Linked DNA regions of Homo sapiens: region 2 is linked to region 1. A link is a contact called in ENCODE Hi-C or POLR2A ChIA-PET data. All regions are on one chromosome and are shown on one strand. The core of a region is the stretch at or near the end of the contact, and the rest is flanking DNA. Distances in the headings are between cores, read along the strand shown. Region 1 overlaps INPP5A (inositol polyphosphate-5-phosphatase A). Region 2 holds the start of PAOX (polyamine oxidase).

Region 1 (3,856 bases), core at 364-2,863:
GGGATGGGGTCAGCCTCGAGTTACTAACCGGGCATTAGGGGATGGGGTCAGCCTCGAGTTACTAACCGGGCATTAGGGGATGGGGTCAGCCTCGAGTTACTAACCGGGCATTAGGGGATGGGGTCAGCCTCGAGTTACTAACCGGGCATTAGGGGATGGGGTCAGGCTCGAGTTACTAACCAGGCAGTAGAAGATGGGGTCAGTCTTGAGTTATTAGTATTTATCGGGGAGAGCAGAGAGAGCTTAGGAGACCACATTGCCACTGTTTAGGGTCAGAGTGGTCCCGCAGGTTAATTCACTTCACCCAGCCTCTCAGGGATGTAATGAGGCTGCTCGGGGGGCTGTCTCAGGCCTCTGGCCAGTAGTCCCTGTCCTCTCCAGCGACCGCTCTCTCCTGGGTGTCAGTGGTTTTTGGGAGTCCAGGTGCAGGTCTCAGCAGCAACTCTGAGGTTCTGCATAGCTAGTGCCACCTGTGACACTGCTGTCACTCCAAGGTGCACCTCACCACACCTGGAGCAGCGCCCGTGAGAGGAGGGAAGCGACACCCTTGGGCTGAGCTTTTCCGTGAACCGGCAGCTGTGTCCCTTGACGTGCTGAGAGGGCCTGGCTGTGAGCCGCATGGTACGAACCTTCTGAATGCAAGTGGCCAAGCCGGCATTCTGGCTGGGCTCGCTGGCCACAGGACGTCCACTGTAGGACAGCTGGGAGTGGGGGTGTCTGGCTATTTCACTATTAAAACAAGTGGAAACACTAGTTTGGTCCCGCCTGACCTCATGGAAGACGGTGGAGGTGGCAGCCGCCAGAGTGTGAGGGGCCATGGTCGCTGACCTCGCCTCCTGTTGTCTTAGATCCTTGGCACTGCAGGGGCGGTTCTGCCAGACATAGCTGTTGTCTCTTTGGCCACCAACTGGCCCCTATGGCGTTTGGCCTTCAGGGTGGTCATTGGGTGCGTGGCTCTCTAGGGTGGACCTGGCCATCCTTGGGTGACAGTGGGCCATGTGGTGGGGACTCTGCAGGCCACCTGGAAAGGGGTCCACCTGAAAGGGGCTGCACTGTGGTCCATTTGGGCCAGTGGCTTCAGTAGCCACACGCTGCTTGGTCCAGGTTCCTGCCTGAGCCCACTGAGCAGATGATGGGGATGAGGCCCAGAGTGCGAGCCTGGTGGGCAGCTGTGGAGCCTTATCCCTGAGCACCCTCCCTTGCCTACCTTTCAGGCTTCTGAGCGGCTGTCAGTTGCCACCTGCTGGCACTGTGAATGTTAGACTGCAGAGCTGAGTGGGGAGCCCCTTCCTGTGGTCCCTGGCACTCTGACCACATGGATGAGCCTGCGAGTGTGAAGCTGAGAACTGGGTTGACTGCCTGCTGCTTTGTTTCTTGCAAAGAGTGCCTTAGTTAGGGGACAGGCCAGCCCACCGTCATCTGCCTGCAGCGTCCCTCCAGGTGGTCGGGGGACACCGGGCTTCTGGGTCAGCAAGTGTTTGCCATACGCCTGGGTGCAAAGTGGACCAGCCACTGTGGGTCATGTGGGGGGATTTGGGTGGGACTCTCAGAGGAGCTGGTTCTCTTGAGAAAGACATCTGTCCAAGTAGCACACAGACTTGTGGGGACATATGACTTGCTTTAATTTTCTCCATCACCGTTACGGTTTTTCAGAGCTGTTGCAACTTCCTGTTTGCTGTAACGGCTGTGCCTCCCTCGCTGCTGCAGTGGGCAGTGTGTGCGTCGTACACAGGTGGAAGGTGGAGGCCTGGGCCCAGGCTGGAGGGACGTGGGGTGGGAATGGGCCTGACCAGCTAGGGAACAGAGGCAGGACCCAGGGGGACAGAGGCAGGACTGACCAAGACTGTCAGAAGAGCCAGCCGGGGTCTTCTCTGAATAGTCGGCTGCACGATTAAACTGGGTTCTGCTCGGGGAGTCCCTGGGGTTTGGAGCTCTGCCTGCCTTGCGGCCCAACCTGGCAGTACCCCCCACACAGGGGTCCAGGTGTCCTCTGATTCTGCTGTGCTGAGTCTGTTGGTGGAGCAGGAGGCCCAAGGACCAGGAGAGCTTCTGTGTGAGGCTGTGTCCTCCTGCATCCTTGTCTCCCATTCACTCGGGAGCATTTATGGGCGCATTCTCAGAGCCTTGGTGAAGTTGGAGTGGGATAGGGAGGGAGGATTGGTGGCGCCTTCTCAGAGCCTTGGTGGCATATTGAGTGGGATAGGGAGGGAGGATTGGTGAATGCCTTCTCAGAGCCTTGGTGGCATATTGAGTGGGATAGGGAGGGAGGATTGGTGAATGCCTTCTCAGAGCCTTGGTGGCATATTGAGTGGGATAGGGAGGGAGGATTGGTGAACGCCTTCTCAGAGCCTTGGTGGCATATTGAGTGGGATAGGGAGGGAGGACTGGTGAACACCTCCTCAGAGCCTTGGTGGCATATTGAGTGGGATAGGGAGGGAGGATTGGTGAACGCCTTCTCAGAGCCTTGGTGGCATATTGAGTAGGATAGGGAGGGAGGATTGGTGAATGCCTTCTCAGAGCCTTGGTGGCATATTGAGTGGGATAGGGAGGGAGGATTGGTGAACGCCTTCTCAGAGCCTTGGTGGAATATTGAGTAGGATAGGGAGGGAGGATTGGTGAATGCCTTCTCAGAGCCTTGGTGGCATATTGAGTGGGATAGGAAGGGAGGATTGGTGAACACCTTCTCAGAGCCTTGGTGGAATATTGAGTAGGATAGGGAGGGAGGATTGGTGAACGCCTTCTCAGAGCCTTGGTGGCATATTGGGTAGGATAGGGAGGGAGGATTGGTGAACGCCTTCTCAGAGCCTTGGGGGAATATTGGGTAGGATAGGGAGGGAGGACTGGTGAACGCCTTCTCAGAGCCTTGGTGGCATATTGAGTAGGACAGGGAGGGAGGACTGGTGAACGCCTTCTCAGAGCCTTGGTGGCATATTGGGTAGGATAGGGAGGGAGGATTGGTGAACGCCTTCTCAGAGCCTTGGTGGAATATTGGGTAGGATAGGGAGGGAGGATTGGTGAACGCCTTCTCAGAGCCTTGGTGTGGAATATTGGGTAGGATAGGGAGGGAGGATTGGTGAACGCCTTCTCAGAGCCTTGGTGGAATATTGAGTAGGACAGGGAGGGAGGACTGGTGAACGCCTTCTCAGAGCCTTGGTGGAATATTGGGTAGGATAGGGAGGGAGGATTGGTGAACGCCTTCTCAGAGCCTTGGTGGCATATTGGGTAGGATAGGGAGGGAGGATTGGTGAACGCCTTCTCAGAGCCTTGGTGGAATATTGGGTAGGATAGGGAGGGAGGATTGGTGAACGCCTTCTCAGAGCCTTGGTGGAATATTGGGTAGGATAGGGAGGGAGGATTGGTGAACGCCTTCTCAGAGCCTTGGTGGCATATTGAGTGGGATAGGGAGGGAGGACTGGTGAACGCCTTCTCAGAGCCTTGGTGGAATATTGAGTAGGATAGGGAGGGAGGACTGGTGAACGCCTTCTCAGAGCCTTGGTGGAATATTGAGTAGGATAGGGAGGGAGGACTGGTGAACACCTTCTCAGAGCCTTGGTGTGGAATATTGAGTGGGATAGGGAGGGAGGATTGGTGAACGCCTTCTCAGAGCCTTGATGTGGAATATTGAGTGGGATAGGGAGGGAGGATTGGTGAATGCCTTCTCAGAGCCTTGGTGTGGAATATTGAGTAGGATAGGGAGGGAGGATTGGTGAATGCCTTCTCAGAGCCTTGGTGTGGAATATTGAGTGGGATAGGGAGGGAGGATTGGTGAACGCCTTCTCAGAGCCTTGGTGTGGAATATTGAGTAGGATAGGGAGGGAGGATTGGTGAACGCCTTCTCAGAGCCTTGGTGGAATAT
Region 2 (3,856 bases), core at 568-3,067, 830 kb after region 1:
GGCAGCAGTCCCCAGAGGCTGAGGGGCCAAAGTAGCCTGTCCACCCAGAGTGGCGAGGCCCACGCCTGTGCAGGAGGCCTGAGGCATGGGGTGGCCTCCCTCACAGCTGTGCCCACCCAGCCTGTGCGCAGGGCGATGTGCTCCTATGTCTGGGCAGTGAGCTGGGCCCTGCGGCGAGAGCAGCAGCAGCTCGATTTCACACGGAGCCACTAGGGAGTGGGCCGTTCCCTTGGCCATACCCGTGGGGGACCCAGTTCATCTGTGGAATTCAGAACCCCAGAGTATTTAATCTGCCATCTCAGGACCTCCGCTGGGGAGCTGGGGCAGGTGGGTGGGTGGTCCCGCTGGGCTTCCGTGGTGCATGCCAGGGACCTCAGAATGGAGCGCCCCACTGAGCCAGCGGCTCTGCTTCAGGCCCAAGAGCAGGGAGTAAGAGAGAAGCCTGCTCAGGCAGAACAGGTGACACTCGTGGCGGGGGCTGCACCCCAAACACTTGCCATCCGACTAAGGGTGTGGGGCAGCCCTTCTTTCCTTAGTCCTGGCATGTCGGGTGGGTCAGCTTGGTGGACAGCTGGCCCTGCTGACCCGGGATCCGCCCTGGGTTCCCCATGGCCTGGAGGCAGGAGGAGATGGCCACTGCATCCAGCGTCGCCTCCTGGTGCTGCGGGCCCCTGACGGACAGAGGACGCTCGACCCCTGCCCGCCACCGCCCAGGGAGTCAGCCCGACTCCCAGGCACCCGCCCCTCTCCCTGCCTGGAGCTCAGCTCGCGGGGTTGGCTAGGGAGTGATGGGGAGTGGAATCCAGCGACACCAGGTCACCCTTCCGGGAGCCTTTTCTCCAGCTGGGACGAGAGGGAATCAAAGGAAAGTAAGACACGGCTCAGGAGGCCCACGCCGAGAGCGAAGAGTGAAGCTCACGCTGGCAAACTGGAGCGCGCGGCCCCTCGGCAGAGGACCGGGGCTCAGGAGGCGGGGACGCGCCTGAAAACAGGGCGGGAGCCTTTCCAACCCCCGCGGGCTGCGATGCAGCAGAAAACTCGGCCGCCTGCACCGGGGATTCTCCAGAAACACAGGCGTGCCTGGGTGTGCGCTCAACTTCCCGGGCGAGGGACGTTTCTGCACTTGCCCTCGGCTTCTGAACTTTGTACTTTGCGAGTGTACTTTGTACTTTGGTCCTGTGTCCCTGCAGCCCTGTGACTACACGCGCACACGCAGGCGCGCGCACACGCGAACTGACGGCTCGCTGGCGATGCTGGAGGCTTTCACAGCCCCCCTCCGGACGCGTTAAGCTCTCCCAGGTCCCACCCCTGACACCGTGGCACCCCCAGACCCACTGCGCCCTCGCACTCGACGCGGGTCCCTGGGGGAAGCGCTCGCTGCGCCCTCGTCTCCCTTGGAGGAGACACTGGCCCGCCCGGCCGGCCGGCTTCTCCCTCCATGGGGACGCTCGCGCGCACCGCCCGGCAGCGCGGGACGCTCCCTGACGCCTGTCCTCGCGGGCCCTCCCACGCGGGGCGCTTCCCTCTGAGACCCGAGCCCAGTCCGGAGGCTCGCGGAGGCCGAGGCGCACTGTGGGGCTCGGCCCGGCCCCTTCCCCGCCCCTCCCCGCCCCTCCCCGCCCCTCCCCGCGCCTCCCCGCGCCTCCCCGCGCCTCCCCGCGCCTCCCCGCCCCTCCCCGCGCCTCCCCGCCCCTCCCCGCGCCTCCCCGCCCCTCCCCGCCCCTCCCCGCCCCTCCCCGCGCCTCCCCGCGCCTCCCCGCCCCTCCCCGCCCCTCCCAGCGCCTCCCCGCCCCCTCGCTCCGCCTCCGGCCTCCTCCGAGAGCTCCAGACCTCCCGGCTACTCAGAAGCCCTCGGACTGCCCGGACCGCGCGATGGAGTCGACCGGCAGCGTCGGGGAGGCCCCGGGCGGACCCCGGGTGCTGGTGGTGGGCGGCGGCATCGCGGGGCTGGGCGCGGCGCAGAGGCTCTGCGGCCACTCCGCCTTCCCGCACCTGCGGGTCCTGGAGGCCACGGCCCGCGCCGGGGGCCGCATCCGCTCGGAGCGCTGCTTCGGTAACCGCCCCTCCCGGAGCCCCTCCCGGAACCCAACCGGCTGCGCCCGAACTCGCCGGCCCCAACCTGCCCTGCGCGCAGCCGACCTGCCCGGCCGCCTCACCGGGCTCCCCGAGGGAATCCCCGCTCGCTTAATCCGCCAGAGTTCACCGCCCCGAAACTCAGGGCTCAGAGTTAGTCAGGAGGGCGCCGGCCAGGGAAGGCGACCTACGGCTCCACAAGGCCGCCCTGATTCTGCCCCACGGGGGCCCCCCCAGCCCCGGGGTACGCCCACCCTGCGCCCCTCCCTCTGGTCCACACCGCCCGACAAGTGCCCTCCTGCCCAGGTGCTCCCCTTAAACTGGGTCTGACAGGGCCCTGCCCTGGGGGACCACAGGGCCCTTGGGGACAGTGTGGTACATCCTCCTTGGGAAGGCCAGCGTGGGCGTGGCCCAGGAGAAGGGCTCGGGGTGACCCTTCTAGGAAAGGGACCTCCAGGTGGCATCTGCTGTCCCCTCGCAGGTGGCGTGGTGGAGGTGGGCGCGCACTGGATCCATGGGCCCTCCCGGGGTAACCCCGTCTTCCAGCTGGCTGCTGAGTACGGGCTGCTGGGGGAGAAGGAGCTGTCCCAGGAGAACCAGCTGGTGGAGACCGGGGGTCACGTGGGCCTGCCCTCCGTGAGCTACGCCAGCTCCGGGGCCAGCGTGAGCCTCCAGCTGGTGGCGGAGATGGCGACTCTGTTCTACGGCCTGATAGACCAGACCCGGGAGTTCCTGCACGCTGCAGAGACCCCGGTGCCCAGCGTCGGGGAGTACCTCAAGAAGGAGATTGGCCAGCACGTGGCCGGCTGGACAGAGGATGAGGAGACCAGGAAGCTGAAGCTGGCCGTCCTGAACTCCTTCTTCAACCTGGAATGCTGTGTGAGCGGCACCCACAGCATGGACCTGGTGGCCCTGGCACCCTTTGGGGAGTATACCGTGCTGCCGGGGCTGGACTGCACCTTTTCTAAGTGCGTGCCTGAGCCCCTGCCCCGCCAGTCCTCCCACCAGGCTCCCCAGGGCACCGGGGCTGGCTGAGCTCCGCTCTTGCTTGGGTATGGGAGGGACAGGAGACCATTTGTCCTCCCCATTCCGACAGACTGGTTGCTCCTTTCCCTAGTTTTGCTCATTTAAGCCAAAAAAGTTATTTCTGAGAGAGAGTGTTTAAAAGAAGGAAAGGTAAGGCTGAGTGCGGTGGCTCACGCCTGTAATCCCAGCACTTTGGGAGGCTGAGGCAGGTGGATCATGAGGTCAGGAGTTCAAGAACAGCCTGGCCAACATGGTGAAATCCCATCTCTACTAAAAATACAAAAATTAGCCGGGCGTGATGGTGCATGCCTGTAATCCCAGCTACTCGGGAGGCTGAGGCAGGAGAATTGCTTGAACCTGGGAGGCGGAGGTTGCAGTGAGCCAAGACTGCGCCATTGCACTCCAACCTGGGCGACAGAGTGAGACTCCATCTCAAAAGAGAAAAAAAGAAGAAGAGTAAAGACTTCTCTTGCTCCTGTATTTATGAGGGGCTTCAACTGCAGAGGGGGCCAGACAGGCCCTCTCCCTGTGGCAGGGTGGCTGCCAGGTACCAGGTGCAGATGAGACCCTCCTCGGGCTGTCCCGTCACCCCTGGTGTTGGCCCCAAGGCTCCTGGCCAGGCAATGGGCATTTGTGAGTCAGGAACTCTGTGGTGGTAAGGAGGAAGCCCTGGTTCCGGCAGATTGCCTTGAGTGCTCTGTGCCCACTGAACCCTCCCTTACAGCCTGGAGGGCAGGTATGAGCATCCTTGAGGTGG

Evidence for each region. Hi-C counts contacts between places; a loop is a spot of excess contacts on that map. ChIA-PET counts read pairs that join two places held with the same protein, here RNA polymerase II (POLR2A). Pooled maps may share reads with other maps.
Region 2: a loop to region 1 is called in a map with no recorded cell type, with 4 times the contacts of the local background. The contact joins the promoter of PAOX here to the enhancer-like site in region 1. A Hi-C loop is called at or near these places in 2 of 37 single-sample maps with no recorded cell type and 2 of 50 pooled maps. POLR2A ChIA-PET finds 5 or more read pairs at or near these places in 1 of 52 experiments (HEK293).

The regions. Positions count from the first base shown.
Region 1 is chr10:132,549,963-132,553,818 of GRCh38, forward strand. The region is part of intron 1 of INPP5A (inositol polyphosphate-5-phosphatase A); the gene reads left to right. Among named protein-coding and RNA genes, the nearest start is that of INPP5A, 14 kb to the left of the region's middle. RefSeq lists enhancers at 146-888, 889-1,629. Within about 2 kb of position 1,614, at least 7 of the 41 ENCODE cell types and tissues checked have a DNase peak (open chromatin) inside an H3K27ac peak, as active enhancers do.
Region 2 is chr10:133,377,445-133,381,300 of GRCh38, forward strand. It overlaps PAOX (polyamine oxidase), which reads left to right and starts at 1,818. Exons shown (of 7, transcript NM_152911.4): 1 at 1,818-2,053; 2 at 2,555-3,041. The coding sequence starts at 1,873. LOC124902563 (a long non-coding RNA gene) reads right to left here and starts at 1,447. Exons shown (of 2, transcript XR_007062395.1): 1 at 1-1,447. RefSeq lists an enhancer at 911-1,410 and silencers at 1,384-1,643, 1,744-2,153.